Regions from separate parts of the Mus musculus genome. Here regions 2, 3 and 4 are each linked to region 1. Evidence: chromatin loops called from intact Hi-C (ENCODE). Cell type or tissue: left cerebral cortex. All regions are shown on one strand.

Region 1 (2,500 bases):
TACTTTATAAGAATCATAGCTTAAATCTATGTACCACTTTTTTTGAGGGGCTGCAATATTTTCTAAATATAATAAAAGGCATTTACACATAATAAGCTCACAATTACATAGTCCACTTCTTAGACACAGAACAAATAGAAGTAGAAGAAGGAGAAAAAGGATAGGAGGAGGAATAAAATAAAATCAACTTCTCCTAGGAATTCTCTGGGTCTTGGCTATTCTCTTATTTTTCTGTCCCAACTGGAAAAGAAGAAGGATCTACTAACAACCACAGCTGTGTTGAAAACAAGTGAAAGCCAATTTACCTTGCTAATTTTTAACATGCTGCTTTCTTTAACTGCAGAGCTGTCTTTTTTCTTTTACTATCCAGAATTAGTTAATTTTTTTCACAATCTATTTTTCCCCTAGAAAGTAACCCCTTGTGTCCTACCATGGGCTCCTCACTGAATGATTTCTTTCTCTTCTAATTATATTTCTTCACCTTGGGAGGGCCTCACACTGCTTCAGGATAAGCAACCCAGCAGAGCCTAAGGTCAGGTGTGCCCTAGAATCTAAGTCTAGAAATTACAATCACTGAACAAGAGCAGGAGAGGGAAAGAAGACGCAGAGTGGGGAATTTGTAATGATATTGAGGCTCAGTCTAAGGAATAATTAAACAAAGGGCATCCTACATTACAGCATTTGATAGAAGCCTCTGAGGACAGAATGAAGACTTTCAGAGTCTGCACTGATGTGAATCCTTCCTGAAAGCCATGGGGTTAACAAATAACTTGTACCAATGTTGAAGCCTGCAAGTTTTAGTTAAGTACTTCTTGCTCTATGGTCTGAAAATTAGAGTTCTACCCATGAACCATGCAAACACAGTGCTTCTAATGCATATTACACATACAAATAATGCAGTTTAAAGTATCTGAAAAAATATGAAACATATTCAAGATAATAAAAGAAGGACTTGATGACAAAGCTAAGGGGGTGGGGGTGGGGGTCCTGCAAGAGGAATTTTCTAAGATAATTTTTGAAGACCAAAAGGATTTTTACTTCTGAAGAGTCTGGGACCTTGTATAGCAGAGACATTCCAGGTAGAGCCTCTGTAGGTAGAAGAGGGAGAAACATGAAGAGAGATTTACAACCAAATCTTCAGCTGGGCTTTTGTTTAACACATATGCAAATTACACACTGCTTCATTTGAATATTTATTTACTGCATTTGTGAAGGAAATTGGGGGATTATAGCCTCTTCCCAGCTGTGTTTTAGTTAATGACTGGTCAGCCTATTAGCCTGTTCTACTGAATGGATTCTCTGTAGAAGGAACACCTTTTTGCACTCTGACTAGAAATTCTTTACATAAACAGTCAGGCTAAGGAGCAAACCAGACCTAGGAGAGCTGAACTCTCAAAAGGAATGTATCTCTTCCAAATCATTAGAAACTGGCAAAAAGTTACTCAGTAATGATAACTTCTGTATTTTTATAATAAACAAGTCCAGCATTTGCCCAGGTGATAATGTTGAGGGAGATGAGGGAACCTAACTTTGACAACACCAAAAAATCCCAAGATCCTGCTGTGACAGTTCCCTTTCTTCCCAGAAAATACTCATTTTGTTCCCCATAAAAGTATGCCAGTTACAGAAATTTTTAAACATTATTTGATTACTACCTGACATGTCCACAGGTTGCATGTGTTTGCTTTTCTCCCTATTTTCTCATTACTAAAATGAGGAGAGAGACAGGGGGATAACTCTCTGGTGACCAAATCTGGTGAGCTGCAACACTTGGACAGATTTTGACTTTGAAATTGGAGACCTGTGACTTTATAAGTACTTTTCTAAGGATTTCTAGTGAATATATTCTTAAGTCAGGACTTTGGTTATTATATTTGTGCATATAGTAACCAATGCCCAGCAGGCTATCATTTATAGACAGATAAGAAGAATAACACGAAGAATAGCACCTACTTTTGGTATGTATATATGTTTCAAGTAATAAGGGAAATTTGTCTTGATACCAAAGTGTCTCTCTTCTTTATCTGCTTTCTTATGTTCAAATTAGTCTAGCTTTGTAAACGAGAACATGTAACTTATCCTAATACAGACCATTAGATGAGTGATTCCTTCCTGGCAACATTTTTTTTTCAGGGATCCAAGACAATATTGTACTTCGATTTACATTAGCTAGCAATCTGTGTATGGCAAACATTATTAGCTTATTTACCATAGCATTAGTCATACAAGCAAGTTGTTTGTGTTCAAACTATTGTTGTAGGTCCAGAACTTGAAAACTTAAAGGGAACCTAGAAATGAAAAGAATGTCATTATCTCAAAATGGAAATTTTCCTGTTTGAAATGTTAATATTATCTATTGGAAAGACAGGTCAAACATCTATGGAACAAAATCAAATAATAAATGGAACATGCTGTAAGACCACATGATAGACAGAAAACTATCAATTATGTAAATGGAAGAATATTACAAGGATAAGTATTCTATTAACAAAACCTACGT
Region 2 (2,500 bases), 170 kb after region 1:
ATTTTGTTTTTTATATTTCTTTATTAGATATCTTCTTTATTTACATTTCAAATGTTATTCCCTTTCCTGGTTTCCACTCTGAAAACTCCTATCCTCCCCCCCCACCCCCACCCCCTGTTCACCAACTGACCCACTTCTGCATCCTGGCCCTGGTATTCCTTTATACTGGGCCATATAACCTTCACAGGACCAAGGGCCTCTCCTCCCATTGTGACCAACTAGGCCATCCTCTGCTACATATGCAGCTGGAGCCATGAGTCCCACCATGTGTTGGTGGTTTAGCTCCAGAGAGCTCTGGAGGGTACTGGTTAGTTCATATTGTTGTTCCTCTATGGGACTGCAAACCCCTTCAGCTCCTTGGGTACTTTCTCTAGCTCCTTCATTGGGGACCCTGTGCTCAATTCAATGGATAGCTGTGAGGATCCACTTCTGTATTAGTCAGGCACTGACAGAGCCTCTCAGGAGATAGCTGCTGTCAGCTGTCAGCAAGCTCTTGTTGGTATCCACAATAGTGTCTGGGTTTTGTAATAAGCTTGGTATACATTGCTGAACTCAGACTTGTTTTAGAGGAAGGCCAGAAGAGATGGCTAGGGGTCAAAAAACAACACACTTCTTCTCAAGCCTGGCCTAAGAGTTATCACAATAAGCAAGTATTATTGAAACACAACCATGCTCATTCATTTTGTAACTGTCCATGATTTTCCAAAGAATGATACCTCCAACTCAAATAGTATGTAATCGCAAAGAGTGTTTTATTCTGCAGAAGTCCAGCATGTTGGGGTCTCCCATTACCATGGTAGACACCCAAGTGAGCTCTCAGGCTTGATTTAAAGCATATTAGGGGGTTCCAGATAAAGTGATCTTTACCTTGCTCCACCTGTAGGGCTATCCAATTACCAAACCATGGCAGCTAGAAATTGTTGCTGGGCAAGTCTAGAAACTGCTGATGACCCATTGCCCTTGTCTCAGGCCAGATGGCAGAGCAGTTTCTGAGGTATGCTCTTACCTGGACTTGCCCAGTTCTTAGGTACAGAGATTTAGGTCTTGTTTCCTAAACTGCCAATTTGAAGCCTTTCATGGAGTCAGCTTAACCTTCTCAAATTATATATTGTTTATGATTGTGTTGGTGCTAAAAATTGGTTGAGGAGTTTTACCTGTAGTATTTAATATCTTACCCTTGTAGAAGGAATTTACTGATGTCTGCTTGTCCTGTGTTTTCTGAAGACTGGGAAAGCTGACATTGAGATCCTAGGTGAATTCTCAGGTATTGACTATGCAAAAATATTGGTAGATAAAAGGTACAACATACTTATATGGAAAGGGAAAATATTACAGCTTTGATGATAGCTCAACAAGAAGAAAAGTTTAATGAGGGATTAACATTTTTTCAGTGATTATTTATCTATAAAAGCCATCCTATCTGTTCACCATGCTGCCAAAACATTAGGACACACATGAGAAAAAGTGATCTTTTCTATTCTAAAGCATGGAGTACAATTTACATAAACACAAAGAAAAAACAATAAATGCAATCACTTGAAGTGATGCATAAAACGAAGCATCCATTTTTATGGTGTCCATCTTTGCTTTTGCTATTTTTCTCCTAAATTAATCTTTTCTTTGAGTTAACAGTAATAATAACCTTCTTTTTTTGAAGAATCACATATGGTCCATACTTTGGCTCCTGGAAAGGTTGATAATCCCTTCATCTCTTTCTCCCCAGAATATAGACTATCATTCCAGTCATAAAAACTAGATTAGCTTGTGCTTCTTGGTACATGGCATTTTAGATGTAGATGGGATCCCATTGTCTGAATCCATACAATCACAGATTTTCTTCAGTATATATGTGATCTTGAAGAGACAAAAATAAAGAGGAGGCAGGGATGAGGGTAGAAAGGAGAAAGAGGAATAGGGAGGGAGGGAGAAGGAGAAACAGAATGAGAGAGAGAGAGAGAGAGAGAGAGAGAGAGAGAGAGAGAGAGAGAGAGAGAGAGAGAGAGAGAGGTATTTAAGATCTTGACTTATCTTTTCCTGAAGTAAAACAAACAAAAAACAGTAGAAGCTGTTCAGGAAATGTTGGAGTTTCTATGTAAAATATTAGCATGTTACATTAGATGTTTATTCAAAGAAAACACTCATTTAAGATTCAGTTTAAGATTGAGAAGAAAAATGGACATAAATTTCGTAAGGGTATCCTTCTGTATTTAATTGAGGAGAATTGTGTGAATGCACATGCACATGTTTATTCACCTGTATGCCTGTGGAGGGAGATGGAATGAAGAAAGAGAAGACAGATATGAGGAATGGCAAAAATATACACTTTGCATACACCTGAAAACTTAAGTTTTTTCATTATTGTACATTTGGAAGCAATACTAAGGGCCAGTGAACTGGCTCAGTGAGTAAAGGCACTTGCTGCTGAGACTGATGACCTGAGTTCAACCCCGAGGTAGAGAACTTCTGATTTCTATGGCATGCATGTCTGTGGGTGTGCATA
Region 3 (2,500 bases), 630 kb before region 1:
TCAGCACTGAGTATTAAGCGGCAGACAGGAGCTGTTTTTCAGAGGAAAAACTCTTTCTGGTTTGCTTTGCTCACTAACTAGAACAGATCACTACAAATCATTCTGTTTCTTATGGGCCAGTCTCTCACATACTACAGATTTGCTTCAGCTCTCCAGGGGAAGAAATGCGGCTCCTGTGGGAAAGGCCCACCCCTTCCTAGATGTTTGCTTCCTTAAACGAAAGAAACACACCCCTTACATTCTTTGAAATTTGTCCAACAAGACGAGAATTGTAATGGCACTGTATCACGGAATAACTTAGGACAAAATAATCAATAGGCAAATTTTGCTAATATTCTGTGTACTTTTTAATCAGGGGTGGCTATTTCACACCCTACCACGTGTCTCTCCCGTTGTGTCTCTCTCTGTCTGTCTCCCTCTGTCTCTCTCTTTGTGTCTCTTCCTCTGTCTCTGTCTCTCTGCTTCTCTCTGTCTCTCTCTCTGTCTCTGTCTCTCCCTCCCTCCTTCTACCCTCTTTTGCCTCCCCCCCACATGTAAGTGTAACAACTAATTAAGCTCAGGTCTAACATATGCACTTGGATCCTCAGAACACTGTATTAGTGAAAGTCAAGAATGCGATATGCACTGAGACAACCCAGGAGGCCCAGAGATGTTAAAATCTTTTGCACTTGAATTTGGAACTATTAGGAGAATGTCCCCTTTCATAACTATACTAAAGAAAAAAATTATAAAATCAAATGGCAATTGTCTTAGGTAGAATCAGAGTTGCAAGAAGTCACAGATATGCAAGCATGTCACTCACTGCTATGAGACTAAGGACATAAACCTTGCAGTAAAATTGATGTCCACTAGTGTCTACCACATGAGAGTGCCCTGTGGGTCCTGAGAAGTTATGTTCTAGTAAACCTCTTTCCACTACATAGAGACATTTTCCCCCTAACCAAGTTTTTCTTTTGCTATTTTATAAGTAACACTTATCTTTCCCTTCCTTTTATTTTTTTAACCTTTGAAATGCAATATTCACATAGAGATTTGCATGTGTGAAGACATGCAGTTAACAAAAGTTGTTAACTCTTGAGGGGGTCTTCTTAAATGAAACAATAAGCTCTTTTAACCATTTCTCATCGGCCATTCAATGATGAACTCTATCTAATTTCCAGGTCTACAAAATGGAAGATCTGCTATTTTTCATTTGCAATAATAGTGACTATAAGGAAGGATGATATGAATTTCAACCGAAGGTATAAACTTATTACACTTAGCAGAATATTGTTAAGGTCGAAGTAAACCTTCATACCATAAATCCACAGATGAAACATCTCATTCACTAAAGTATTCTATCTTATTATAGTAACGCACAGAAAATTAAACACATAAATATGAATTTTATGTATCACAGAAGATGCAGGCAGTGAAAGTGCAATGTTTACAGTTATGGATGACTCATTAGAGCTTTATTGTGGGAGACACTAGGAGGCATCAGTAGGGTAAAAAAGGACTTCAATTTTAAAAGAAGCAAGAAATTACTGTGGTGTTGGGTGTTTAGAAAGTTTGAGTTTTAAAAATGCTACAGGTAAAACAAAACTATTCTCTAACAAAGTCTCCACGTATTATATTTTCATAAAAATGATGTTTAAGTAACATTCATAAAATAAACATTAATGTATATGTATATATATATATATATGTCTCATTTACCAATAACACCTATCATGATATGTTTTGAATGCATTGAATCATAACTATGTAACTACTCATCTTGAAGAATACACCTGGTAACAGAACAACATACAGGATATTGTCAATTATGTATTTTCTGCTTAATTTTTCAATACCATAAAGATATATTAATTTTGGCAAATCTACTCTGCATTCTACACAACACTTCTGAAAATGCCTAATTCCTTTAAGCTTTATGGTAACCACTTCACACAAATTGACAAATTGATATCTGCTCAAAGAGAGTTGATGGAACTTCAAATTTAAGCAATGAAAAAACACTACTGAGCGCCTATTATTTGAAAACTGAGTTTTCTGCTGTTTAAGTGGCTCTTTATAATGACGAAGCAACAGGGTCGTGGCATAGTTATCTAGCAATCATTTCGAATCAGAGTGTCTTGCCGTTCCTTAGCAATCAGCCTTTATCTTTGCTCTATCAGAATAACATGTGAACTGTGTAATCTGCCTTTTGTAAGGTGTAGAGCGCTGTTGCGTTGGTTTTGTGACTTGCCTCTGTAATCTGGTTTGATTTCTTAAAGGTGACAAATCCCAGTCAAGCTCTACTGAATGCAGGAACAACCATGAGTCTGTGAATTAAGGCACAGTGCTGAGCATGAAATCCCAGTCAGCTCTTCTTCATATGTTACACTCACTAAGCATCGTCGATAAAGCCTTTCATTTGGTCCAAACCATCACTATATATGTGTAAAAGGAATATGCATGCTTTTTCAGTTTAGATATTCATTTGGGAGGCATTATTCTAAAAGCTGTCATTTTAAAA
Region 4 (2,500 bases), 180 kb after region 1:
TTTTAAAAACAGCTCTAAATGTATTGATGTAAAAATGACTAACTCCCATGTTAGGTTAACACATGCATGGGTCAAATCTTAGAAGCAGTTTGACTGAGTATTTAACATATATGATTAAAATTAGTATTGGGTAGCCACAGTGGTAGTACATTCTTGCCACTCTTATACTCATGGAATGGCCTAGGGGGATAGCTATGACTTCCAGGCAGTCTCAACTACAAAAAGAGACTTCGGAGTCAAAACAAAACATTTATTCAAGCTCCACCTAGGACAGAGGGAGAAGAAAGTCATTTCCAGGAATAAGTATTGTGTCTAAATCCAAGGACAGGAGAAACATTATCCTTGCAATGAGTAACAAGCCTCATGTTGGGGCATAACGGATCACCTTTTCTCACATCTGGAGGAACAGAAACACACCTCTGGAGGACAGGAACAGTTTATGCCTTAAATTGAGAAGGAATGGGTGGATGGATATTAGGGAGGTAAACGCTGTGTTCTGAGTGGTGTAAGGGGATAATCTTTATGAAATGGCAGACAGAAACTATTCGTAAGACAGGACAATTTTATTGAATGTTGATATATGCATCAGAGAACAAATTTAATTTCTCTGGAGTGTTGGGAATATTATATAGATACATGGTTTTTTGCTAGATGTACAACAATAGAGAATGTAGAAAGAAAATAGACAGCTATACCTACTGACTGGGTAAGCTAACACAAAGTTACTGTTGGTGAGAAACTAAAATGCAAACAGATAGGAAAGAACAGTATTCCTTTAATAGAAATCCGAAGGAACTTAGATAGAACGTATCAGATGAAATTGGAGAGTTTGCCATATCTTTGGTAACTACCAGGACTTGGTGTTTGGTAGGGGAAGATAATGAGCAGACAGAATCTCGAAAATGTCTTTCGTGGTCAGGAGCAGATTGTAAAAAATATGAACACCATGAAGGGATAAAGAACTCAATTTGGATATACTGATTTTATCATTCTTAAATATAAAAAATGAAGAATATATATGTTATTCACATACACACATAATCCCAAGAATTCAGAAGGTGGTATTTTAGAAATGCTTACTTTCGAGCATGATGAATCCAAAAATGAAGTTTTATGTAAATTTTTAATTTATCATTTTATTCAAACCATAAAAACCTTCCACTGAAACTATTTCACTGACAATTTCTCTTGTATGCCGTATTTTCTGCATATTTGTATTTTGTGCCATTCTTCAGTTTTAGACCCCAAGCTCCTTGGGATGAGGACTTTGTCATTAATTTAGTGCAGCTGAATATATTACATGGTGCCATGTGTATTTATAGAACTTTGCTAAGTAATGATGATTCAGATTTGGTAATCAGCACTTGCAACCATCATGTGGTTATGCAGATCAACACTTACTATGCAAAAATCATTTCTATAGGGGCAGATGTGCTGGTCTCCCTCTTGGTAAATTTTTAGATCAGTAAATTTCTCGCAATGTAAAAGTCAATTTAGAATGATGCCTTTGATTGTCTTGCTGCTACCCATAGCAATTTGGAAAGTGGTACTTTTGTGATGTCCTAGCTGATGCACTTTAAAAACAACAGTGTCTTTGGCATCAATGTGATACAGGAATTCAAATAAAACAAAACATCTTTTCTTGATCAAATATCATGGACACATCAGTTCACCAAATCAGAAATTTACATTTAAAGTACTTTATATATTGATAATATGGTCATTCATTGTAGTTCCTCTACTGAATTATATTGAGAATCTCCCAGAATTTGAAAGTGATCATTTTATTTCATTTTTGAAATATAAAAGCTGCTTCTCATTTTCAGTCTCTTTCCTAGTTCAATTAATTTATTTTAAAACACAAGAAATACCAGTTTTTTTCAGTCTTAAAATATTATGACTCTATTTGTAAAATTTAGTGGAAATGTATTAAAAACTAGAGTCTATCAACCTTTGTTAGGCATATAAGTACCCAAGTTAGGGAGAAAGGAAGCGAATAAGAAAATTTGTTAGTTTTGGAAAGAAAGGGAAGAAATTGGTGTCAGATGAGTTTGGAAAGAGAAAGTAATTATTTCTGAGACAGGTAATGTAGCCATGACAAGGTGATTTAGTTTGGAAAGAAGCACCTTTCTCTTAATGAAAATAAATTTCTTGTTTCCATATTTTGCCACTCTTTCAAGTGAAAATGTCAGTATCTGATAAATGGCTTCTTAGATATTCTTCACTATAAATACCACGACTACACTGAAACCTTTCTACTATCAACTGATTTGTACATGATAGACATCCATAACCAAGTTTTTAAAAAATGTTATAATGAAATGACAGTATATTATTCATCTCCTCTCCTCCCAAATGACTCAAAGTAAGAACATAAGTATATTCAAGCATCTGTTTACATTCTGGGACACACATGAAAATTAGTATCTCTGCAACATGAAGCATCAACAAGATGATAACAGTTCTGCCATTCTGGCTGGTGGATTCCCAACCATATTAA

The links. Peaks named below come from ENCODE experiments on the same cell type or tissue, not always from the same donor. Only the 100,000 strongest peaks of a DNase experiment are listed, where the experiment ranks them.
Region 2: it touches region 1 in a loop (2.1-fold over the local background); 2 of 42 quality-filtered maps call a loop at or near these places.
Region 3: it touches region 1 in a loop (3-fold over the local background); 2 of 42 quality-filtered maps call a loop at or near these places.
Region 4: it touches region 1 in a loop (2.5-fold over the local background); 2 of 42 quality-filtered maps call a loop at or near these places.

What each region holds. Positions count from the first base shown.
Region 1 is chr13:82,902,549-82,905,048 of GRCm38, reverse strand. No RefSeq gene overlaps it. Among named protein-coding and RNA genes, the nearest start is that of Mir3961, 210 kb to the right of the region's middle. In left cerebral cortex, no CTCF peak of the experiment used is centred here; DNase peaks (open chromatin) are centred at 658 and 1,201; H3K27ac peaks cover 741 bases.
Region 2 is chr13:82,733,485-82,735,984 of GRCm38, reverse strand. No RefSeq gene overlaps it. Among named protein-coding and RNA genes, the nearest start is that of Mir3961, 36 kb to the right of the region's middle. In left cerebral cortex, no CTCF peak of the experiment used is centred here; no DNase peak of the experiment used is centred here.
Region 3 is chr13:83,527,805-83,530,304 of GRCm38, reverse strand. All of the region lies in intron 1 of Mef2c (myocyte enhancer factor 2C), which reads right to left. Among named protein-coding and RNA genes, the nearest start is that of Mef2c, 4.3 kb to the right of the region's middle. In left cerebral cortex, a CTCF peak has its summit at 1,458; no DNase peak of the experiment used is centred here; H3K4me3 peaks cover 2,500 bases; H3K27ac peaks cover 2,500 bases.
Region 4 is chr13:82,720,789-82,723,288 of GRCm38, reverse strand. No RefSeq gene overlaps it. Among named protein-coding and RNA genes, the nearest start is that of Mir3961, 24 kb to the right of the region's middle. In left cerebral cortex, no CTCF peak of the experiment used is centred here; a DNase peak (open chromatin) is centred at 1,388.